Regions from separate parts of the Mus musculus genome. Here all the other regions are linked to region 1. The links are chromatin loops, found by intact Hi-C in ENCODE. Cell type or tissue: heart. All regions are shown on one strand.

Region 1 (5,000 bases):
TATGGTGCTAGAATAATAAGCACAAGATATTGCCAGAGCAGCATTTAAATAACTAATGTGGCTCGTCTGGTGACGACAGAGGCAAACACAGTGAGGGGGTGGCTGGTCCTTAGTGAGGCAAAAGAACTATGAAAGCAACAAGGCAAGGATAGAGCTAGAGAGATGGACTTGAGGGGCTGGAGAGGTGGCTCTGTGGTCAAGAGCACTGGCTGCTTTTTCAGGAGACCTGGGTTCAATTTCCCCACGCCTGCATTTGGCTAATGACTGCCTGTAGCTCCTGTTCAGGGGATCCAACTGACCACCCTCTGGCTTCCCCAGACACACATGTGGTACATGTACACACAAAACATTCATATACATAAAGTATATATATAAAAAAAACCAAACCCCGAGAGTCTCAGAGAAGTAAGTATAAAGGGTAGAAGATTGGGAACTCCCCTGATGGGTAGCGGGAGGGGACAAGACATCATTCTTCATAGAATCATCATCACCACCACCACCATCACTCAACAACATCATCAACAACAACATTGAAAAGGGTTTTCTAAAACTGTACAGCTAACATGGAATGGCGAGGCCAAGGAAAAGTAGTTCTGCTGAGAAGAAGGGGATGAAGCTGGGTGTGGTGGCCCATGCTTTACCCAGCATGCAGGAGGCAGAGGTAGGTGGATCTCTGTAAGTTCAAAGCCAGCCTATTTTACACTGAGACTTCCAAGTCAGCCAGAGAAACACAGTGAAACTGTATCTTTTAAAGAAAGGTCAAAGAAAGAAATGAAGGAGAATTTTTTTTTTAACAGCAAATATGCTAAAGCTAGACCAGAAGATAAGCGTGACGCTATGCACGAGGGGGGCGTGCAGGCCTCAAGGTTTTGCTGTAGCTTTGCTGATGGTTTCGTCACGGCTTAGAGGACGGGTAGGGAGAAAACTCATCAGAAATGGAACACTAAGAGAGGAAGCAACAAAGATTCAGGTTCCTAGATGTGTCCCAGCGGCAGAGATGTGGATGTCACCTCTGTTCTTGTGGATTACCGCAGTGACAATTCCCTCTCTAAAATGTTCGGCTTTTCCATTAGTTCTGAGGTTGGGAAGCGACATGTCTGAGGGTGCAGGCAAAAAAAAAAAAAAAAAAAAAAAAAAAAAAAAAAAAAACGACTCTGAGGAACGGGTTCTTGAACGCAGCACGTGTTGTACAATGGAGAACGCCCTGCCTTGTTCTCCAGATGAGTCAGGCAGGCAGTCTTCTCAGCACTGTCCATTGTTAGTGTTTCTAACTTTTTAAAAGTTTATTTCATGTATTTTTGTGTGTATAGGTGTTTTTTGCCTACGTGCACGTGTGGGGGACCATGTGTGTGTGGTGTTCACAGAGGCCAGAAGATGGCAGTAGATTTCCTGGAACTGGAGTTACAGGTGGCTGTGAGCCACCTTGTGAGTGCTGGGAATTGTTGGCACTCAAACCCGGGTCCTCCAGGAGAGCAGCCAGTGCTTGTCACTGTGGAGCCATCTTTCCAGCCTTCATTTCTCACCTCCTAACTCACACACTCTGGGGGAGAGTAACAGCAGAGTTTTCTTGTTTGAAGAGATTCTCGTGTCATCCCCACAGAGGTGCTGGGCTTCAGGTTGGAACCTTGATTCTGCTGTCTCAGAAGAAATGGCATCCTTTCAGGGACAAGCACTGGCTGCTCCTCCTAAGGGCTCAGGTTGAATTCTATTGTCACCTCCTCGTGGAGCCATCACTCTTCAGAGACTCCGCCTTCCTCTTCCTCTGTGATGGTCCAGGGCGCTCCTCCCCATTGCCCCCGTTGACACCCTGGTTTTTCAAGATCCAGTTCAAATGCCACCTGTACCTGTCCTGACCCACCCTTCATGTGTAGGTGATGATGGCGAGGCAGATAGCTCATTGTATAGTTTGTGTTGTCACACATTTGATCTTCCCCATTTAAGTGCAGGCTTCTTTTCATGTCCATCCTGCCCCATCCCCCAGCTGGGGCCTTGGCAGAGGCCTGTCACTCCCATTGCTTTTCCTGTGACCCTTCTGCTTCAGCTAAGTTAGTCTCCTTGTCACGTGACTTCCTTCCTTCCTTAGGGCTTTTATTACTCTGTTAATCCGAGGCCTTGCACCTCCTCCAGCCTTTGACTCAGAACGTTGTCCAGGAGCTGTGCTCATATGATCTTTCCTTGTCTGCTTTAATTAGTAACGGAGGGGTGCTTGTGAGCTTCATTGTGCAGTATTAATCATACTTGTTAATTTATTTCTGTTGAAGGCTTTATTTCCCCGAGTTTTTGAAAGGCAGTGTGATTTAGTAGCAAGATCAGGACTTGAGCTGTGCCTGGGATGTTGTTAGTTGTGTGTTTTTGGGAGCAGCAGGGACACTAGAACCTATTTCCTAGTTATCATAACACACTACAGTGTACGTTGTTTAAGAACAGCATGCAGTAGGTCAGCCACTGCCTTCATCCTCCCGTTCCTCTTCCATTTCTTTATCTTTCCCTCCCTTTCTTGCTGTCACTCTGACATGAAACAGGGTCTCACATGGTCCAGCTTGGTCTCAAACTCATTATATAGACAAGGATGACCTTGCCCTTCTCATCTTCCTGTCTCCACTTCTCAAGTTGTGGGGATGATGAGGGTTGGCATTCACCACCACACCATAGTTTATGTGGTGCTGAGGGTCAAACCCAGGGCTTCATGCATGTAAGGCAAGCATGCTAGTAACTGTGCCACACGCCCGGCCCTTCTACTCTTCCCTACTCTCATGGGCAGAAAAAAAAAGGTACTTTCCTTTTTCTTCAAACTGTGTTTTGCTAGGTCATCCTCCTTGGCTTCTGCTTTCCTCTGGGTTAGAACAGCAGCGCCCACTGCAGCATTGCTCACAAACATAACTAAATGTGCTAAACGGGAGAGCTGGGAAGGAGATATTGTTCTTCTTAGATAATACTGAAGCATAGCTCCTCCCAGAAAGCAAGGCATTACGCATCTGATGAAACAGGCCCCTTGACGCGGTGCCGCTCGAAACTACAGCTAACCATTGGAACAACCTTGCCTGAGTCCCTGTAAGCCATAGGAGGTGGCATCCACAGTCTATGTGTGGACTTATTCTGCCCCCTAGTGGCCACAGCAGTGACAGCCTTCACTTGGATTTATTATGAACTGCCACGTGGGTGCTGGAGGAAGTGTTTCGCTGGGAATGGGCTTGAAGAGCTTAAGGACTGACCCGACAGCCAGCTTGCTCTTCTTTTCTTTGTGTTTGTGGCTGAAGCTCTCGGCTTCCTGCTCCTGCCGGCATGCCTGCTGCCATGCTATTCCTCACCATTGTAAACTCAGCCCCCTGTGCACCATAAGCCCAAACAAACTTTCTTCTCTAAGTTGCTTTGGTCATGGTATTTCATCACAGCAACAGGAAAGTAGCTATTCCTCTGAGCTGGAAATGATAGTGATGGCTAGGCTGAGAGCCCACTGGATATGAAATAAGGACACTGGTCACCTAGAAGCATTGCAGACTTTTAAGTGCCATGCAGCTCTTGGGAATAAAGATTAAAAAGTTGCTGCTGAGGAAGTCTACATCTACAGTGATGTGAACATTTGAGATGCTCAAAGTCTTGCCGTTTCTTTCACTTTTTTCTTTTTAGTGAAGTATGTGATCCAAATTGGAAGAAAAATATATCTTAACTACAGGTTTGTTTGTTTGTTTGTTTGTTTTTCTGAGACAGGTTTCTCTGTGTAGCCCTGGCTGTCCTGGAACTCACTTTGTAGAGCAGGCTGGCCTCAAACTCAGAGTTCCACCTGCCTCTGCCTCTCAAGTGCTGGGATTAAAGGCATGTGCCACCATGGCCCAGCTCTCTCTCTCTCTCTCTCTCTCTCTCAAGATTTATTTATTTGATATATGTGAGTATACTGTCTTCAGACACACCAGAAGAGTGCCCTTACAAGATCTCATTACAGATGGTTGTGAGCCACCATGTGGTTGCTGGGAATTGAACTCAAGACCTCTGAAAGAGCAGTCAGTGCTCTTAACCGCTGAGCCATCTCTCCAGAGCCTAACTACAGTTTTTTGTTTTTTGTTTTTTTTTTTTTGGTTTTTCGAGACAGGGTTTCTCTGTGTAGCCCTGGCTGTCCTGGAACTTACTTACCAGGCTGGCCTCGAACTCAGAAATCCGCCTGCCTCTGCCTCCCAAGTGCTGGGATTAAAGGTGTGCGCCACCACTCCCGGCTTTAACTACAGTTCTTAAACAACGGTCCCATTTTCATATCATAGAAGAAGAAGAGGAAGAAGAAGAAGAAGAAGAAGAAGAAGAAGAAGAAGAAGAAGAAGAAGAAGAAGAAGAAGACGACTCTATGTTAAAGATGTCACTTAGTAGTGACTGAGGTGTGCCAAAGTCTAAAATATTACCTGGCGCTGGAGAGATGGCTCAGTTGGTAAGGGTTTTGCCTCTCAAGCATGAGGGCCTGAGTTCAAACCCAGAACTAATGTGAAAATGCTAGGGCATGGTGGTGTGGAGGCAGGAGGATACCTGGGCTCACTGGATAGCCAGTCTAGTCTCGGTGGTGAACTCTAGAACCAGCAGAGACCCTGTGTCAAAGGAGGTGGGTGGCATTCCTGAGGATGGCACTGCTGTGCTCTGGCTTCTACACATACCCCCCACATCAGCAAAGAATAAAAACAGATAAAGTAGTATTTGGCTTGCTAAACACTAGTCTTAGGAGATATTTAAGACTTCTTCATGGGAGCACATGCCTATAGTCGCAGCTCTAGGGAGGCTGGCACAGAATTGCTGTGAATTTGGCTATGGGATGGCTCCTGAGTACCAGGGCAGTCTCTGTCCCATAAAGAGGCCATGTTTTAAAACAAAAGTCTTTTATTCCTCCTGCAGATATTAATTTATGTATTATATAGCTTAAGAGTATTTAATGTAAACTAACATAACTTTCAAAGTTAAAAGTGTTGAAGCTGGCTGGGAAGTAGTGGTTTCATAGGCACCGTGGTAAGGAGAGGGGAAAGGGC
Region 2 (5,000 bases), 81 kb before region 1:
TTCACCAAAGGGCCAGGTTCCAGTTCCCCGTGAGCCTCTATCCCTCTTCTTTGGCAAGCCATTGAGGGCATTTGGTAGATGGAGGAGACCTTTCTTTCCAGTGAGAGCTGGGAGACTTAAGAGGAATTAGGACCCAGGCCAAAGCCTGAGTGTGTAGCAGGTAAGAAGGAAGATGAAAAGTGCTTTTTAAAAGCATTTATTTCAAAAAATAAAGCCACAGTTAATTTCACATAAATATCTGGGGAGGGGTGGGAAGGGGGTGGAAGCAAGCCTGGCCCCTACCTCCTCTTCTCTTTCACACTGTATTGGAGAAGCAAAGGAGATGGCTAAGGAGAAAAGGGAAAGAAGGAGTGAGTGGGCTCTCAGCACCTGCTGGCCCCTCAGCCCACTGTGCACCCGGCTTACCTTGCCGAACCAGCGGGACAGCCATAGCTGTTTCATTGTCATGTGATCTGGGAGAACCTCATTGTCAAAAAGGAGCTGTACCTAAGAGGGAGATGGGCAGGGAAGTAGTGCTGGACAGAGACTTGTCCCTAGACTCTGTCCGTCTCTTCCTCTGTGCGGCTCCACTGCTGCGATTACAAGTTTGCACTACTATGCTAGGGTTTTCTTTGTTTGTTTTTAGGTCTGGGAACTGAACTCTGATCCTGGTACTTGAAAGGCAAATACTTGACTAAGCTATCTGAGCAGACCGCTCTCAAACCTTTTTTGCTCCTGTAAACAAAGTCTTACTCTGGAGTCCAGACTAGCCTGGAATTCACTATATAGCCTAGGCTAGCCCTGAACTTGAAGTGATCTTCCGGCCTGAGCTTTCTTCCAGGTACAAGCTGGCAAGCCAGACATGCCCTCCCCTTTCAGTCCCTTGTTTTCCCCGTAACATGATGGGCTTACTTACATGCTGTGGATTTAGCATTAGTCGGTGACACAGAACCCTTCGGAGATGGCGGACCTCAGCTCTCACAGAACACCGAACATACTTGTTCTAGGAACAGAGAAGGAGGGGAGGGCACAGGTGTCTGAGGGAAGGGTTGCTGGGAGAAACGGCTCCTTCAAAGGGGCCCTCCCCTCAACCCCTCTCACCTGAAGGACATTTTTATTCTTGTCTTTGCCAGAACTGGATGGAAACAGATACAAGTTAGAGGGTTCCACTTTTCTTGTCTCCTACCTAGCACAAGCACCACAGCACACTTTCTTCAGGGGAGCAGACACTCCCTCACCCTTCCCCCCAAGTCCCTTAGCATCTGGGTCACCAGTAGTATCACTTCACGCAACCTCTGACCTGCCCCTCACCTCAGCCGCTCCAGGCATAGGCTCAGCTGTTCATCATATCGATAATAGTGGGCTTTAGAGTGGTCAAAACTGCTGAAGGGGAGGCCAAGGTTGCTCAGGGCTGGCTCTGAGGAAAAGTAGATATTGAGGAGGCTGGTACAGGTTCCATACCCTCTTCTCCCCAGAGAGCAAAACCAGGCAAAAGAGATGCTCTGAGGGCTTTAATTGCCCCCCTCCCCCAAATGAGCACCAAGGACATACCTTCACCACTGGGCTGGGAGACTCTGTCTAAGCCTCGGGACTGATAGAATTCCCGAATCCGTTTCTCTTCACCTAAGGAGGGGTGAAGGGCAGCCATATTAATTCTCTTTGTTTTGGCTGTTGACCTCTTTATCTTTGTATTTTTTTGATTCCCAACAAAACTGTTGGGAACAAAACGTCAAGGTGCCACCCAGCATTAGAGTCAGGAGGCCCCACAAATATAAGGTGGCCACTCACTGTCTTGCAAGCCTGGCACTAGCTTATACACTATGTCCTGCATGACCCGATCCAGTTTGAGATTGAGCAACGGCTGCGTCTCGTGGATCTTGATGTTGCACATGGGGCAGTACTTGCTGGTTTGCAGGTACTTCACGATACAACTTTTGCAGACTGTAAGAGGAGAAACGAAGATGCTCAGGTCCCTTGGGAACCCGACACATGGGACAGGCAGCACAGAGGCTGGCAGCCAGCTTGGAAGAGGAGAGACAGGATCCGGGACACTCACAGGTGTGGAGACACTCTGTGATGGTGGTGGCATCCACGAAGTAGCCCGCGCACAGGCAGCAAACGATGTGTTCATTCAGGTCTTTGATCTTCACCCGGACCTCCTCCTGTGGACACACCCTCAGTCACTCCCCACTGGTCTTGCAAGCCCACCCCATCTCACCTTCTGCAATTCCCAGCAACAGAGCAGTTTGTTATTGGACTGGGTCGTCTGGCCCCCGAGAAGAGACGGGGGAGTGAGCTCCCCCTTCGCCCAGCAGAGGGCTCCGCGCACAGCGGGTGCTCTCTTTTCGCGGACCCGCCTGACTCTCTTTTTTCCCTCGGGAGACCAGACGCTGTCGGAGACACAACGCGCAAGCGTCCAAGTCCAGCGTTTGGCAACTCGGCCAGAATCGCGCGTGCGTATCGCGCACCCCGTGGCTGCGCAAGCGCACTGGGCGCCCATCCCGCCGCCACCCGTCCTCTCCTTCGTTTGGGTTCACACAGCTAACGGACCCCAGCAGTCATCCCGCTGCCCCTGCACCTCGTTCCGTAGTGGGTCCATCTTGTACACTGACTGGAGCTGGTTCCGAAGCCTCATCGCGATCGCAATCTGGCCCCCCTGAGGAGACGCCATCTTAAAGGCTGATCCCAGCCCGCCACTTCCGGTACCGCCTGCGGGGCGGGACTTGTCTCCTAGCAACGAGGGCCTCACATTCTCCGGATTGGCTAGTTTTCCGGCACACCCCGCCCTCGCCCCCTCTTTAGCTCCCCGTGTGCTCACCTGAGCCCGCTGCCCCCCCAACAATCGGTGGTCGTTATGGAGGGGGGTTGAGTGAAGCAGGGTCTCTGCGGTGCACGCTCCCACGGGCGTCCTTCCAACGGCGCGCACACAACCTCTGGATCAACTTCGGTAGCTTGTGCTAAGAGAGCCTGTGTGCCCTGGGACCCCGAAGCCGGGCTATCGCCCGCCGCTACAGCTCCGGAGTGTGGGAGTCCTGGGACCCGACCTCGCCTCCGACCCGGGGTCCTCTCTATACAGTGCAGTCCTGCTCCGCTGCGGCGTCCGCGTTGCGGAGCTGCGTCCCAGCCGCGGGCCTTCTCCCGTCTGCGCCGCGGGAGTTTTTTCCGGGCTCGCGAAGTCTGGGAGAGGGTGCCCTGGGCGGGGTGGAGAGGGAGAGACCCCCCGGGGAACCGGGAGCTCTTACTCCCCACTCTCTCCCTGCTGCCGAGGATGGGGAGAATAGGCCCTGGCTAATGATGATGATTTAATCATCGGCGCCTGCGGAGGCCTGGGACAGACTAATGCAGAGCAGATGCCGAAGGAGGAGGGGAGGATTGACAGCGAGGAGACTTGGGCAGCGAGTGCCTGCAGTAGCATAGGCCCGGGCCCGCACTTGGGGAGGACACAGGGGTTCCCGGGTCTGGTACACTGTCATCACTGGGTCCCTACGGCGGAATTTTAAAAGAATAAATTTACTCTGAAGCGTTATTAGCATCGAGTACAACTGGAGATTCGAGTGAGAGGGGAGAGACTGGCGGAAACTTGAAAGGCTCTCTGGAGAAAATTGGGACTCTTGTGTGGGCATGATTGACAAATGGATGCACGAGAGGTATAAATGTGATGGAAATAGAAAAAAAAGGCAGTGTGAAGAGGAACGACCAAAGAAACAGGTGTGGATTGAGAGCCCCAATGGAAGGAATGGGGTCTAAAAGAACTGGAATAATTAGGTTGAAGGTAACAGGAACCTCACAGAAAGGAGTGTATGTCTGTTACCCCATAAGTGGTAGTACATAAGCGTCAGGAAAGTATTAAAGACTTGTTAATCGACTACATACAGCTATGGTTTACCTTCCTGGCCCAGGCCACCTAGTCACCTCTGAGCCACTGCAGGTCTTGACTGCTTGCCCATGTCTATATCGTTCCCTCTTTAGACCTTTCTTCCCACAGCATGGCAAAGTGATTCTGATCATAGGTTACAAAGAACACACGTTTTTGATGATGTGTTTCTCATGTTGATGGTGGTGCTAGTTTAGTGGACATGTACATGGGGCAAAACCAATTACAGTATACACTTTAAATACTTGCAACTTGCAGCGTATCATAAATTAGACCTCAAGAAAACTGTTAAAAGTGAGTTCCAGCTGGGCAGTGGTGGCACACGCCTTTAATCCGAACACTTGGGAGGCAGAGGCAGCCGGTTTTTTGAGTTCAAGGCCAGCCTGGTTTACAGAGTGAGTTCCAGGACATCCAGGGCTACACAGGGAAACCCTGTCTCAGAAGAAAAAAAAAAAAAAAAAAAAAAAAAAGCAGGGCATGGTGGCGCACACCTTTAATCCCAGCACTGTATAGCTAGGGCTATAGAGAAACCCTGTCTCGAAAAAAACAAAAAACTGTTAAAAAAAAAAATGGCACAAGCTTAGGGGATCAGGAGTGCAGGGCCATCCTAGGCTACATAGCAAATTTGAGGCTAACCTAGACACTTAAGACTGTCTCAAAATCAACAAAAACAATAAGTAAATCATAACATTGAAAAAATTGTGGAGCCAAGTATGGTGACACACACCTTTAATTCTAACAGGCAGGGCAGAGGCAGTAGATCTCTTGAGTTTGAGCCCAGCCTGGTTTACAGAGCAAGTTCTAGGATAGCCAGGGCTATATAGAGAAATCATGTCTCAAAAAACCAAAACAAATAATCTGCTTGGTTTTTGTCCTTTTCCAATTTAAGATATTTTAATAGTGCAGAGCGTACAGCTCAGTAGTAAAGTGCTTGCCCCAGCTCTTTGTTGACCCTAGGAACATACAAGTAAGCAACCTCAAGGACTAGAGAGATGGCTCAGATGCTAAGCACTGGCTGCTCTTTCAGAAGACTTCTGTTCACTTCTCAGCACCATATAAAAGGTTTCCAACACTCTGTCACTCCAGCTGTAGACAATCCAGTGCCCTAGGCTGGCCTCGCAGGCACTATACCATGTATGTGGCACAC
Region 3 (5,000 bases), 280 kb before region 1:
GAGGGAGAGGGAGAAGGAGAAGAAGAAGAAGAAGAAGAAGAAGAAGAAGAAGAAGAAGAAGAAGAAGAAGAAGAAGAAGAAGAAGAAGAAGAAGAAACAACACAGGACGAGGGGAACAAAAGAATTAGAAACTCAAGGCGCTTAGAAACAAAAGGTCAAAAGAGTGTTGTCAAGGGAACCTGGGCCTTTCTGCCTCCAAAGTCTGGCTTGTGGGATTGTTTGTTGTTGCTTTGATTTCATACTGGAGATTAAACCCAGGGTCTCCTCAATGCTGGACAAGCAGGCTCTAAGCCTAATCTTATTCTTAAAACATTTATTTCTTTTATTTGCATGTATGTCTGTGTAAATGAATGTCATGCATGTGCAGGTGCCTCTCGTGGCCACTAGAGGGCATCATGCCTCCCCAAGTTGGCAGAGCATTGTGAATCACCCAATGTGGGTGCTGGGAGCCAAACTCTGGAAGAGTAGCAAATACTCTTAACTGTTGAGCCATCTTTGTAGCCCCTTTGTTTTCTTTCGAAAACAGGATGACTTTGAATTTGTGATCCTTCTGCCTCAGTCGCTATGGAGCTGGGATTACAGGCCTGGGCCACTGGGCTGGGCAAAGTCTGTGCTCTTTAATTTGTAAAACTCCTTCAGCCCAGTGCTTTCTTGATGTCCATTCTTTCAGAAAACAGAGCCCCCTGGAGGGACTAAGATGCAGTGTTCCTTCCCCCCACCAAAAATTAGCGCACGCGTGCGCTCACACACACACACACACACACACACACACACACACACACACGCAGGTACCAAATAAATTGTGGGAACAGGCTCTCTCTTTTCATCATGTGGGCCTTGGGGATATAACTCAGACCATCAGCCTTGGCAGCAAGCATGGCTGCCCGCAGAGCCATCTCACTGTGCTGAGTCTACCTCAAAACACTCTGGATGCAGATCCTGACTGCCCGCAGGAGATACTTACCTTGGTGGGAAAATAGCGGCTGAACTTGAATTTCTTCAGAGTCAAGGTCATGGAGTAAGTCCCAAAGAAAAGGATGAAGGACATGAGCGCCAGGTCTGGGACGAACTGGCAGGAGCTCCCGAGCAGGCGCCCGCCGTAGCTCAGGCACTCCTTCTTGCTCAGCAGGGACCAGTCCAGCGCTGTGAGGTTAAGGGGGGTGTACTTGGAGACCAAGCACAGAAGAAAGGGGGTCAGGACCCTCCTGTTAGGCAGTGTGTCCTTCCTGTGACCCAGGTAACCACACCACCTCCAAACCTTCAGGGTCCCTAGCCCTCCTGTCCAATATCAGACATGTTCTTGGGGGCAGGCTGTACAGAGAATGATAAGCAGGCAGCTCCCTAGAAAGATTAGGGACTGAAAAGTGTTTCTCTGGAGTGTTCTGGGATCTGTGGCTTAGCGGGCAGGAGGGAGATGGTTTCTCCCTCAGTAGGTCTGTCTCCTATTCCTGTCCTTCCCAGAGACACTAGTGTGGCTGTTTCTTTCCCCATGACACACCCTCATTAACTTCTTCTTGCGTCACTTCAACTCTCAGCGCCCCAAATGCTCAAATTCAGGCTGTGGGCTTCACATGTGTGAATTTAAGCAGTTACAGATTAAAAGAAAAAATTGTACTTGTGTTAAACATGAAGACTCCTCCCATTATTCTCGAAATACATTCTATAGCAGCCATTTACACATCATATATAGTGTATTCTGCACTGTGGATAATAAGATGATTTAAAGAATGTAGAGTATGGCGGCAGGTTAGTTCAAACGCAACATTTTGTAAAAAAGGATTTGAGCATCCATGGGGTTTAAGTATTCTAGTGGACATTGGACCCACTCCTTTGTGGATATCAAAGGATGACTGCATTTATATATTTCCAACAGTCATAAAAGGAGAAAGGAAAGGAAAATAATTTATGATAAAATTTCACTCATACTTTTGACTATTTTAATTATGTATCAATGCGTGTAACATTGTTTGTACTGTGCATGTGGGTGCCTGAAAAGGCCAGAAGATGGCGCCAGGTCCCCATGGAGCTCTTGTGAGCCACCTACTATGAATCCTGGGAACTGAGCTCTGGTCCTTTGAAAAACCAGTCAGTGCTCCTAATTGCTGAGTCATCCCTCCAGTCCAAATATATACTTTTAAAAGTTAGTGTGCTCATGTTTAGAAATAGCTACTTAGTGAAGCAAACAGATGTTTGCAGTAATCCTCTGAGAGTGGGCTAGTTGTGTGTGGGAGCAATAGGTGGTTACTTTAAACTGCCAAGTTGATTCAATCTAGAATCACCTGGGAGGAACTGTATACATGAGGTTGACCTGTGTGACTATGTCTGTAGAGGATTGCCTTGACTGTGTTCATTGATGTGGGAAGACCCAGTCCACCATAAGTGGCACCATTCCCTAGACAGTGCATCCTGGACTGTGTAAGAGTGGAGACAGCCAGCTAGCCAGTAGAGCATACATGCATTCATTCCCGACTGGGTGCACACGACTCACTGCTTCAAGTGCTTGTCGCCTTGCCTTCTCTGCAGTGATGAACTGCAGCCTAGGACTGGGAGCTGAATAAACCCTTTCTCCCTTAAAACGGTTTTCCTTTGCCAGGGTGCTTTATCACGTGAAGGTAAGGACTGAAAAGCCAATGTAAAGACAGACCAAAGCATCCCAGCTGGTCCATTGGAGCCCAGATCCCAGCACATAGCCCCTTACATAAAACAGGCACTGGCAGGGCTGGAGAGATGGCTCAGTGGTTAAGAGCACCGACTGCTCTTCTGAGGGTCCTGAGTTCAAATCCCAGCAACTACATGGTGGCTCACAACCATTCATAATGAGATCTGACTCTCTCTTCTGGTGCATCTGAAGACAGCTACAATGTACTTAGATATAATAATAAATAAATCTAAAAACAAAAACAAACAAACAAAAAAAAAAACAGGCACTGGCAGGTAGGCACTGCCCCAGTCTGCTCTTCTCAAAGTCTTATGTGTGAACATTTTTGGCTAATAGTCAGTTGAGGTAGATATGAACTGAGCCATTAGTTGCCTGTGCAAGGGAACTTGAGCAACCTTAAGGTCACTCACGGCTTACAAAGCTGCCCCACGGCTACATGCTCCCCTTTACCTGGATTATAATTTTGCATCCTTCCATCTACTTAGGCTGGAGAGGCCTACAGCCCACACTTCCTTCCCATTTTTCAGGAAGGCAGGGCAGCTAAGGTCCTTGGAGGCTATTAAGCCAAAAGGCTGATCAAATTCATTGAGCAGGGGGAGTCTAATAAACCTTGGGTGCTGGAAGTGCACTGTTGGATGGGAACTGGTGGTTTCCAGGCAGACCTGTGCATATATGTGTGTACCTCTGTTCCTGGCCTCCCCTGGGAATGCACATGCTATCGTTCTGCATAGAGAAGGCACGCACTGATGATGCTGTAGAATAGGATGCTTTCGGTTACAAACTAAAAACATCGTTCTCAGAACCCATGTGCTCCTGGGACTCACCTCCCAACTCCTTCCTGACTCCCCACCATAAACAAAACCGCATGATCAGTCTGCCCTGGAAGGAAGAGGCTTACCAGAGACGTGTTGGTGTTTGGTGCCAGTGGGGCTGAGGCATTGACCGTGGTTGTGTTCACTGGAGAAGACACAGAAGATGGGGTGCGATCAGTGGTTCCCAGTTCCTGCAGCCTCTAAGCGCCCCGGCCCTTTCCCAGCCTCCCTCCGAACTCTCCTACTGCCTTCAGCTTCCCGCTCTGCTCCCACACAGGACGGTGTTGGACACGTGACTCACAGGAAGCAGCTGAGTCTGCGCAGAAGAGCTCATCCTGAGGACCTCTATCAACGCAAATGAGCACCCTGGTGCTGAGACAGTGAGGAGTATGCGCTGAGTCCCTGCTGGGTGCTAGTGTTCCAAAGAGCTAATTCCATGTCATGTATTATGCCAAACCCCGACAAAAGTATTCATTTGTTCAGTTCCTAAAATCTCCACGATGCATCCCCATTTTACAGATTGAAGTAACTGAGGTTACCTAAGGTTTCAGAGCTTATGCTTGGAGCCATGATCCCAGCCCAGGCTGCTGATAGGCTTGAAGTCCAGTTTTCGTCTATGAACCCTTCTCTCCTACCGCCTCCGTCTGAAGGAGAATCAGAAGCTCAGGAGAGCTGCTTGCTGACAGCTGTTCACCTCAGTGTCCCTAAATGTAACTGGAATATCTAAACACAGGGCCAGGCTCCCCAGGCGATAAGGCCACTCATCAGAAACCCAGCTTTGGAAGAGCATGAGTGCCTACTCTCCTCCTCTGGACTGCATGAGTGGGGGAAGACTGCCTTCTCTCCTCCTCCTCCTCCTCCTCCTCCTCCTCCAAGTAGCACCTCTGTGGCCGGTTTGGGGTCTGAAGTGTTGTAGAAGCTCCATTGGCCCCTGCTGGCTGTCTACCTTTGGATGGACACCCAACAAATAGAACCTAACCCTGGGTGTTCGCCCAGCCTCCAGCAAGCTGTCCACGGGGCGAGATATGATCATAGAAGTCAGTCAGTTCTGGGCCAAGTGGATCAGTGTGGACCCAGGGCAGAGCAGTCCCAAGGGCATTACATCCCCAAAATCACCCTGAAGAAAGCCTCACATATGAGAAGCCTAGGAATCTATTGCCTCTCCTCACAAGAAAACATGATGCCCCTTCAACATTATGGACAGATAAGCCAGGCAAGGAGCCCCACGGAGGGCTGCCCTCTCCACTGCTCAAGAGCACCCCAGCACCCAGTGTTTTCAGGCCAGACATCTTGACAGCTCCTACTTGGGTTTATCAATTCTTTTATAGCAAGAACTGAAATCCTAAAGGAGATGGAAAAAATTACAGTATGGAAAAGTCCAGAAAGGGTCCAAGTATCAAATACTGTACAATTTTAGTATACGCAGAGTGGTACTCACTTAAAGTTGAGAGCGGCCAAATCAGCATTTGCAGCATCCATAAACAGAATACAAATCAGTTACCGCGGAAACAAAATTAAATAGAAAAGGA
Region 4 (5,000 bases), 270 kb before region 1:
CAGGGGATCTTGGACTGAATAAAATGGAAACAATGAGATGAGAACGAGCCAGTGCTTAAGAATGAGCCAGTGCCACTATTGCATATGCCAGCAAGATTTTGCTGAAAGGACCCTGATATAGCTGTTACTTGTGAGGCTATGCCAGTGCCTGGCAAACACAGAAGTGGATGCTCACAGTCAGCTATAGGATGGAACACATGGCCCCCAATGGAGGAGCTAGTGAAAGTACCCAAGGAGCTGAAGGGATCTGCAACCCTATAGGTGGAATAACAATATGAACTAACCAATACCCCCAGAACTTGTGTCTCTAGATGCATATGTAGAAGATGGCTTAGTCCGCCATCATTGGGAAGAGAGGCCCCCTTGGTCTTGCAATCTTTATATGCCTCAGTACAGGGGACCGCCAGGGCCAAGAAGTGGGAGTGGGTGGGTAGAGGAGGGAGGGGAGGGTATAGGGGACTTTCGGGATAGCATTTGAAATGTAAATGAAGAAAATACCTAATAAAAATTGGAAAAAGAAGGCAGTGGTGGCACACATCTTTGATCTCAGCACTTGGGAGGCAGAGGCAGGCGGATTTCTGAGTTCGAGGGCAGTCTGGTCTACAGAGTGAGTTCCAGGACAGGAGGGCTACACAGAGAAACCCTGCCTCGAAAAGAGAGAGAGAGAGAGAGAGAGAGAGAGAGAGAGAGAGAGAGAGAGAGAGAGAGAGAGAGAGAGAGAGAGACTGGGGAAAAAAATGAGCCAGAGCTTAATGCTCTCGTGTCTTGATACAATGTATCTGTGGATACAATGTAACCAGTTCCCTCCAACTCCTGCACTTTGACTTTCCCAGCATGAGCTGCTGTTACTTAAACTTCGAACCTTTCTCCCTTCAGTTGCTTTTGTCAGAGAATCTTATCACAGCGAGAAAGACTCAGCACACAGCTTCATTCCCAACGGCTTCGGTTGCACAGAGCCTTGTACTTCTCTGGACTTCCCTAAACCTAGGTCAACCTAGGTGACTCCAAGAGCAGCCAGGGAACTCAGGCCAGGAAAGTTTTTTCTTGTTCCCCAGAAGAAAGAAAAATGAAGCTTTAAAAAAAAAATTAAGATTTCAAGATCTTGCTTCTTTTTAAAAGATACATTAAATCTCCAACCTCTGGTATACTTGTGAATATGGTTTTACTTAGAAAGTCTCTGGGTTGAGAATGAAGCTCAGTTGGTAATGTTTGCCTGGTAGGCATGAAGCCCTGGTTTATAAGACAAGCATGGTGGTGCCTGTGAATTCAGCACTGGAGAGGAAGGGGCGGGGGCACCATCAATTTAAAATCATCCTTAGCTATAGCAAGCTTGAAGTCAACCTGGGTTACTTGAGACCACAAAGGGGCGGGAGAGGGAGGCAGAGAGGATGTAATTAAGTTACAATGAACTCATTAAGAATGCTTTGATCCAGCCATTATAGAAACCAGGCAATACTATCCAAAGATATCACACAGGGACAAGGCCATGGAAATTTATACACAAAAACTGAGGTGACACAACAGCCAAATCAAGGAGTGCTATGAGACTCCTGGCTGTCTTTCAAGGAGAGGAAGGACGTTCCTAGAGGCTCAAAGGCAGTGGTGCACTGCTGGCATCTTTATTTAAGGAGTAGGGTTGAGATAGGGCCTCACACTATATAACACAGGCTGGCCTGGAACTTGCAACAATCCTCCTGCCTCAGTCTTTCCAGTGCCAGGAATTAGAGGTAGGATCCACAAAGGCTCTGCTCCCTGGTGACATCTCCATTTTAACCTTCTGATCTCACACTCATGTGAAAATGGACGTCAGTAATTTTACACTACCTTGCTTGTGATACGTTGTTTCTGCCGCTATAGGATACAATTACTAAAGAATGCCTAGAGAAATGTTTCGGTTCCTTCCTCACGGGTGGGATCCTTCTGTTCATCTCACCCCACACAATTCTGTCAGAGCCACACGATTCACTAGAGTGCGGGACGACTGCAGTGGTCAGATCCCCGTCCCTAAGGGGCGCTGCACACAGCAGCGAGAGGATCGCTAACAGGACCGGAAGAAGGAAGGGTTCAGGACAGCAGGCTCTCTGCCAGGTGTGGAGCGGGCACCTTCCGGTCCAGATCAGCTCCTCCCCGATTTCGTGCATAGCTGGCATCTCAGCTTCGTCGCCACTGCCCACTCCGCCAGCCCCGCTGCCTCCAGCCCCTCCGCCACTGCCGCCTCCTCCAGCCGAGGCTCCGCCTCCGCCCACAGAGCCATTCATCTGGCCCGGCTCTGCCAGAGAGAACACAGATTTCCTGAAAGAGAAGGCAGATGGGGCAGAGCAGGGCTCTCAATGCTGGGAAGAGCCCAGTCCCTCAGGACTGTCCCCTTCCCCCTCAAAAAACAAACAAACAACCCAACCTACTATCTACTATCTTGAAAAGCGGGGGGGGGGGGGGGGGGGGGGGGGGGAATGAAGATGGGGGTGGGGAGAGAGCTCAGCTGTTTAAAGCATTTGCCACACAAACAAGAGGGCAAGAGCTGGGTTCCTAGAAGCCATTTGATGATCAGGTGGACAAGGCAGCCACTTGGAATTCCAACACAGGGGAACCCCAGAACAAGCTAGAACAAGACTATCTAAATCTGTCTGCAGCATTGGGTTCACTGAGAGATTCTGCCTCAGTGAATAAGGTGGAGAGCAAAGAAAAATTCCCTGGTGCCACCGTCAGGGCCTCTACATATGCACCCACACATATTCAGACGTGAACGCACATTGCACATACCACAGAAAGACAGAAAATGATTCAGTAATATGCATCCCCCTACACAGTCCCCACTCCTGACTTTAGAGCTGTTCATAAGTGGCCGTGTTGGCTTCTGATTTGCTACAGGGAGAAGAAAATGCCGGATGTGGAGTACCCTCTGCTGCTCTTATCCCGAACACACACCTCTTGTCAGCTGAGGGAACTTTCTTGGGTGGCTCAATTCTGATGTTTGGGTCCCACTCTCCAGGGGGAAGGACAATGACCTCGTCTAGAAATTCATCAATCCCTGCGATCAGATCTTCTCGGTTCCGAGCTTTATAAGCCACATCGCTGAATAGCTGGTGAGGAATGGAGAAGGATAAAAAAGCAGAAAGGAGAAAAGAGGGCTCAGTCCTCCCCTCCTGGGAGTGAGCACATCACAGCTATCTTTAAAGGAACCAATTCTAGCCATTTCTCAGGATGCCCACTTGGTTCCAGTGGGTGGATAAGGACAAAGGACAGTAAGGGAAATAGGGAACAATAGGAAAGAGCCAGTTCCAAGAGCAGGCGGTCATCTGAGATCAGAAACCTATGCCTCCGAGATACATTAGAGACAAGCAAGCATAGGGAATAGCTTACCAACCTGGGACTCCTCTTAATGTGGGCTACCTACATTCACCTCTTCTAATAGTGCATTTAGCAGCCTAGAACCTTTATACTATACTATGTACACATATGCCTTTCTGCACATATACCTAGCAATTTATTAGCAACCTAGGGCCCTCACCTGCACTGAGCTGTACACACACTCCACTCTGAACAATGGAACTGTCTCCTCCCCTTAACAACCATCAAACATAGATAAATTCTACTCAATGATACTCTCCTTGTGTCTGGATAAGAAACTAGGGACGTCCTGAGCTAGGTTTTTATAATAAATCAAACTTCTTATACCTATGCAAAATTAGGTATACATATGATCAAAATCAGATGTGTGATGGGAAGGGACATTCACAACAGAAAGATGGTCATATAATTTAGTCTGTCATTTAGAGAACCACCCATACTAACACTCCACCTTCCTCTGAACCCCATAAAACAAACCCCAAACAATAGTTGGGGTCTCTGGGTACCCTCACTCATGTGGCCCACAGTCACTCTTGACTGTACCTGACCTGTTCTGTCTCTTTGCTTTGAATCAAGTCCCCCTACTGCTTCTGCAAATCTTTGTGTGGCTGTATACCAAGTCTTTGAGCAAGGGCCAAGGAACCTGGGCACGCTCATCCTAGATGCCGACCCCAGCTAAGACTACTGTAGGACGTCTGCTGAGTTCCCCCATCTTCTTCATTTCTGTTTTCCACAGAGCAAGCACACAAGAAAACCTCTACAGAGCCCAGTTTGAGTCCAGTTTTCAAATCCATTCATTACTGCCCATACTTTTACCCTGGAGCAGGTCAGGCTACAAAAAGACTTGCAGATTTGGTGGGGTCATTCATGTGCTTAAAGACCTCCAGCTCCCCAATGATCTGGGGACAGAACAGGACCCTTAGGCTCCTGCCTGTCCCAGGGTGTGTATGGCCTCTGGCTCAGGTCACTGCCCTGGCCCTTGGGGGAGTGCACACTTTGAGCTTACACTACTGAACTTCCATTAGCTTCCAGAAGGCTAGCATCTCAGGGCCATGCCAGTCTACCTGCCTTCTGTTCACTTAGTTTTCTATCTGCAGAGCCTGCCCTGGCTCCCCAGGCAGACAGCACATGGTTAATTCTATTTTTTTTTTAATCATCTCATTATTGCAGATCTGTCCCCCTTTCTGGATAGTGCTTCTAAATTAGAGAGGGTCTGGTTCTATTCTCGGAATCTTATAATCCTGAGTTCCCTGGTGCACAGCAGGGGCTCAGAGGTGCTTGTTAGATAATTGGTGATGACAGGGAGTGGGGGAGGCTGTGCCAGTGCAACAGCCATTACCACTCACAAAGGAGTGTGTGCTTCATATCTTTACTTACATCATCCACCATGAGGGTTGCGATGGCTCGGCCAATCTCATTATAGGACTTTGCTCTCCCGGAAGGTCCTAATAGTATGAACAGAAATCTGCAAAGAAGATAGAGGGAGAAGAAGATATAAAGTGGAAAAAACAGAAACAGGTGAGGAGAAGATTTGTTGGACCTTCAATGCATCCATTATTCACTTTTTAACCCCCTCCTTTGAATTGTTTTAAAATCATCATTATCATTATTATTTTTAATTATGTGTATGTCTGTATGGAGCTATGTGCATG
Region 5 (5,000 bases), 510 kb before region 1:
AATACTCAGAGAGATCTCTCAAGGATTTCTGGGGTCTTTATTGTTAGTAGTTTGGTTTTTTGTTTGTTTGTCTGTTTTTTTAAGAATTGAGGGCTTAAAAACTTAAAAAAAAAAAAGCAACCAGGCATAGTGGCACAGGCCTTTAATCCCACACTTGGGAGGCAGAGGTAGGCAGATTTCTGAGTTTGAAGCCAGTCTGTCTCCACAGTGAGTTCCAGGACAGCCAAAGTGACATAGTAAGACCTTGTTTTGAGAAGGATTTTTTTAAAGTGCCTGCCAACCAAGACTGAAGACCTGAGTTCACTCCTCAGAACCTGCATGAAAGGAGAGACCTGACCGGAGTAGGCTGATCTCAGACTTCAACAGAAGTATCCCAGCCTTTGTTTACCTCCACCACACTCCACAGCCCCCACAGTCAGTCAGTCCGTCAGTCCATCGTCAGTCTAGTTTAGGGATAGATTGGGAGTACACCTGTAATATTAACACTAGAAAAGCAGAGGCTGCAGGATCAGAAATCCGGTCATCCCCAGCCACACAAGCCTTCAGTGCCAGCTAGGGGTACGTGAGACCCTATCTCAAAAAAAGAACTAACAAAAACACTTTAGGCACTTCAAAAATTAGAAAACGCGTTGAAGTTCAAAGCTGTCTGAAATGTGGAAGGGATGAACAATGCATGCATAAAATGAGAGCTCTCTGGATATAAGTGGTCATTGCCAAAAAAAAAAAAAAAAAGCTCAAAAGAAGGTTTAAGTGGACTGGCACAAAGTTGAGAATGGAACCAACTGAACCCAAAGTATCCATGCATCCAAACCCCGGGCAAAGGCCAACAAGGCTCTCTCTACTGATTTTGGTATTGGTCAGCTGTTGCTGAGTAACAAACACCCACAAAATCTCAGTGGCACATAATAAGCATAGTTGCTTGCAGCTGTGCGTCAGCCGAAAGTTAGCTAATCCAGGTCAGCTTTGGGCAGACAGCTCTACAGGTCTGCCTAGCTCGGGTCAAGCCCTGCATCTCAGATTTCAAGGCTAGGGGTGAAGGACTAGCAGCTCCTACAGAGAAGCCCTTTTCGTAGAGAGAAGAGGTACAGAGAGTATGACTAACTATGCAAGGACACTTCTGTTTGTGTCATAGTTGCTAGCATCCCATTGGATAAGGCAATACATGGCACAGCCAAAAGTCCCAGGACAGAGGAACCCTCTCTCTATGGAGGAGATGGGATGTGGCAAGGTAGAGAACATTTTGAGTGACAGTCTAATCATCTTCCAAGTTTATCTTATTGATTTATTTTTATATTTATTCATTTTACATGTGTATTTGCCTATATGATGTACCGCATGGTACCAGGAAGTTTCTGATCCCCTGGAACTGGGGTTACACGTGATTGTGAGCTGCCATGTGGGTGCTGGGAACAGAATTCAGGTCCTTTGCAAGAGCAACGAGTGATCTTAACCACCAAGCCAGCTTTCCAGTCCCTAGCTTTCATTTCTGACCACAAAGGCTACCCTTTTTCAGCAACGGGCTAAGAAGATTTCTGGTTTCTGGTCCTCCTTGCTCATTTTTATTGTGTTGTTTGTCTGTTTTTTGAGATGGGATCTTGTGTTGATCTGGATGGTTTAGAACTCTTCTTCTCATGTGAGCACCTAGTTTTGAAGCTCCCCAGTATCTGAGATCATAGCATGCAAAAGTGTACCCCATTCTTATACACTGTCTTGGGGGATGGTCATAATTTGCCACATTTTCTCTTTGCAGATTATCGCTCCTCCTGAGCGGAAGTACTCAGTCTGGATTGGCGGCTCCATCCTGGCCTCTCTCTCCACCTTCCAGCAAATGTGGATCAGCAAGCCAGAGTATGATGAGGCAGGGCCCTCCATTGTCCACAGGAAATGCTTCTAAAGTCAGAGGGCCTTCTCTGGGGATCCCCACAAGACTGCTGTCACCAGCCACAGATCATTAAAACCTTCAAGCCTTATTTCTCTGTGTGAGGCTCTTTTGTTCCTGGATGCTCCTACATGTGTGTCTCACAGACAATGCTAAGGGATTTTCAAGAATTATTATTATTATTATTATTATTATTATTATTATTATTATTATTATCCTTCTTGTTAGATGTGTATGGGAGTTTTGCCCGTGTTTCTGGGTGTTACATGTGTGCAGTACCCAAGAAGGACAGAAGAGGGCATTGCATCCCCTGGGACCTGAGTTACACATGGTTGTGAGTTGCCATGCAGATTCTAGGAATTGATTTTAAGTTTTCTCTAAGAGCAACCAGTACTCTTAACCACTGAACCATCTCTCTAGTCTGTTGTTGTTGTTGTTGTTGTTGTTGTTTTTGTTGCAATTATGTGTTTGTGTGGGTATATGTGCATGTGATGAGTGCAGGTACCTACAATGATCATAGGGCCACATGGAGCAGAAGTTACCGTTACTGTGAGCCACCAAACAAGGATGCTCTGTGCTAGGCACCAAGTTCAGATATTCTATAAGAGCAGCAAGTGCTCTTACTCACTGAGCCATCTCTTGAGTCCTTCATGACACATGTCTAATCCCCACACTGCTCCTTAGAAGTAGGTGCTATAATTATCCCCACATCACTGATAAGGACTCACATTTCTGAAAGTCTGAGTTTCTTATTCTCACCTTATGAAAATAAGATGGCATTGTAGACTAACTTTGGTGTCAAATATACCTGAGCTTCCTTGGTTCTAGGAAGTCTTCCCCAAGACCTCAACTCCTTTGGGTTTCCATTTATGGAGTGGCCCTTGTCACAGCTAGCTTACTAGCAACTAGGCCATCATGCTAGTTAGTATTGAAAGGCCCTCATTTCTGCTGGATGTCCTTTTCTTCATCTGCCTAGCCTAGTTCTGGCCTCCATGCTCCAGAAAATACAGCCTGGCCCCTAGCCATTGCAAACATATTCACTTAAAGGCAGTGGGGCCGGTGGCCAAGAGGAGAGACCTTAAATTCTTGGACAGTAGCTCACACTTGAGTTCTTGTTGAGAACATGTTTGAAAGACTCCTTGGAGGAGCACAATCTGAGAATCTAGCTCCCAGAAGCAGATCCTGAAATCGGGATTTGTAGGGGAGTTCACCCTGGGAGCACAAAAGCTCTTTGACCTGTGTGTGCTTCCTCAGGGACTTCTCTATGGGACTGGCTGCTGGAAGGCAAAGCTCAGCATACATACAACACACACAATGTACACATTACACTACGGTACGTACATACAACACACACAGTGCATTCACTATATATATCTCACAACACACATACAGAGATTCAAGGACAGGTAAAGACTGACTGACTCTGGAAGAATGCTCAGGAACCTCCACATGTCCACCTCAGGGGAGAGTGGACAGGCTGACTAGTCCCACCCTCCCCATCCTCCGTATCCATCCAACTTCCTGTATCTCCCCTTTACCCCATACTTCTATTTCTCTACTTGAAAAAAAATCACAAAAAATGCCATCCTAGGTTATTCAAACTTTCAATATGTTGATAGAATACAGACAGACAGACAGACAGACAGATAGACAGTGTCTATCTATATGAGTATATGCATATGTGGTGTGCTGGTGCGTGGAGGGTGGAGGGCATCCAGTGCCCTCCTCTATCATTTTCTGCCTATTCTTTGAGGCAGGACCTCTCCCTGAATCTGTGGTTTATGCTTTCTCAGCTAGCTGGAGACCAGCAGGCCTCGGCAATCCTCGTGTCTTCACCCACCTTAGAAATATGGTTTCAGACTATGGGAATGCCTACAAATTTAGCAAGTGACATTTTCCTGGAACCTGAACTCCAATCCTCATGATGATGGATCAAGTGATCTCAATAGTTGCACCATCTCTCTAGTCCCCTGTCCTAGATTCTTTAGCTGATGTCATGGTATCTGCTGATAAAGAGGTTCTGTGATTTGAAAATAAGAAGAAAATATCTAAAAGGAGGCTAGACAGATGGCTCAGTGGGAAAAGTACTTGCTGTACATGTATAGAGAACACACACATAAAGAACACACATAAATCTGGATGCAGTAGCACCATTCTGCAATCCCAGTGGTTCTACAACTAGATGGGAACAGAGACAGATGTATGTTCAGAAGCTCATGGGCCAGACAGCCTGGCACGCACAGTGGGAAACAAGAGAGCCTATCTTGAACAACACAGAAGGCAAAACTCCACACCTGAGGTTATCCTCTGGCCTCCATATGTGCACTGTGCTATATGCACTCACACATATACAAGCAAATATAAACACACGAATATGCATATACACCACACACTAAATAAACAGATGTCCAGGCAACAGAAGAAAGCTACCTCTTTGAACATTTGTCTCAAAATTTTTAGTGATGTCATGGTCTTTAATGTGTTGTCAGCCAGTTTTACTTATGATCACAGCATTTATAAGCACTTGAAAAATAATTGTAGAAGTGGCCAACCAATGACTGGTCCAGCTTGAGACCCATGCCACGAGAGGGAGCCCATGCCTAACACTGCCTAGAGGGCCAGGAACCAGAGACTGGATAGTCCAGAAACCTAGGATAGAAACAAACATGACCGGCTACTTAATTAATTAAAAGTTAAAAAGTCAATAGAATGATTCCTAATGATACTCTGCTATACTTACTATAGCCCTGAGCCTAGCATAATCATCATCAGAGGGGCTTCATCTGGCAGCTGTTGGCAGCAGATTCAGAGATCCACAGCCATTAGTATCTGATCATGCGGACTGGAAGAAAGACTTAGAAGCCAGAGTGGTCAAGGACACAAGAAAACGGCCCACACAATCAATTAACCAGGGCTCATAGGTGCTCACAGAGATTAAACTGACCATCACGGAGCTTGTATAGGTCTGACTTAGGTTCTCTGCACCTATGTTACAGTTGTATAACAGTGGGAGCGGGGTAAGGGCTTCTCTCTGACTCTTTTGCCTGTTTTGGGGACCCTTTTCCTCCTACTGGGTTGCCTCATCCAGCTTTAATGTAAGTGGAGGTGCCTAGTCTTATTG

Evidence for each region. Peaks named below come from ENCODE experiments on the same cell type or tissue, not always from the same donor. Only the 100,000 strongest peaks of a DNase experiment are listed, where the experiment ranks them.
Region 2: it touches region 1 in a loop (7-fold over the local background); 17 of 42 quality-filtered maps call a loop at or near these places.
Region 3: a loop joins it to region 1, with 6 times the contacts of the local background. A loop is called at or near these places in 23 of 42 quality-filtered maps.
Region 4: it touches region 1 in a loop (3-fold over the local background); 19 of 42 quality-filtered maps call a loop at or near these places.
Region 5: a loop joins it to region 1, with 5 times the contacts of the local background. A loop is called at or near these places in 2 of 42 quality-filtered maps.

The regions. Positions count from the first base shown.
Region 1 is chr6:82,994,940-82,999,939 of GRCm38, reverse strand. All of the region lies in intron 4 of M1ap (meiosis 1 associated protein), which reads right to left. Among named protein-coding and RNA genes, the nearest start is that of Gm32644, 25 kb to the left of the region's middle. In heart, CTCF peaks have their summits at 2,877 and 3,100 (motif pointing left); DNase peaks (open chromatin) are centred at 1,999 and 3,019; H3K4me3 peaks cover 860 bases; H3K27ac peaks cover 1,565 bases; H3K27me3 peaks cover 498 bases.
Region 2 is chr6:83,076,036-83,081,035 of GRCm38, reverse strand. Pcgf1 (polycomb group ring finger 1) reads right to left here and starts at 2,646. Exons shown (of 9, transcript NM_197992.1): 1 at 2,558-2,646; 2 at 2,036-2,141; 3 at 1,768-1,920; 4 at 1,531-1,602; 5 at 1,291-1,396; 6 at 1,081-1,114; 7 at 896-982; 8 at 406-486; 9 at 181-326. The coding sequence starts at 2,614. The coding sequence ends at 279. In heart, a CTCF peak has its summit at 2,290 (motif pointing right); DNase peaks (open chromatin) are centred at 2,445 and 2,665; H3K4me3 peaks cover 2,379 bases; H3K27ac peaks cover 1,427 bases; H3K27me3 peaks cover 1,695 bases.
Region 3 is chr6:83,276,129-83,281,128 of GRCm38, reverse strand. Slc4a5 (solute carrier family 4, sodium bicarbonate cotransporter, member 5) reads right to left here. Exons shown (of 25, transcript NM_001166067.1): 14 at 3,558-3,616; 15 at 965-1,165. Among named protein-coding and RNA genes, the nearest start is that of Mthfd2, 39 kb to the left of the region's middle. In heart, CTCF peaks have their summits at 386 (motif pointing right) and 1,999 (motif pointing right); no DNase peak of the experiment used is centred here; H3K27me3 peaks cover 544 bases.
Region 4 is chr6:83,265,486-83,270,485 of GRCm38, reverse strand. It overlaps Slc4a5 (solute carrier family 4, sodium bicarbonate cotransporter, member 5), which reads right to left. Exons shown (of 25, transcript NM_001166067.1): 8 at 4,726-4,813; 9 at 2,926-3,080; 10 at 2,104-2,292. Among named protein-coding and RNA genes, the nearest start is that of Slc4a5, 31 kb to the right of the region's middle. In heart, a CTCF peak has its summit at 2,011; a DNase peak (open chromatin) is centred at 2,125; H3K4me3 peaks cover 1,294 bases; H3K27ac peaks cover 863 bases.
Region 5 is chr6:83,509,879-83,514,878 of GRCm38, reverse strand. Actg2 (actin, gamma 2, smooth muscle, enteric) reads left to right here. Exons shown (of 9, transcript NM_009610.2): 9 at 1,751-1,970. The coding sequence ends at 1,894. Among named protein-coding and RNA genes, the nearest start is that of Dguok, 5.4 kb to the right of the region's middle. In heart, CTCF peaks have their summits at 2,167 (motif pointing right) and 4,463 (motif pointing right); a DNase peak (open chromatin) is centred at 2,158.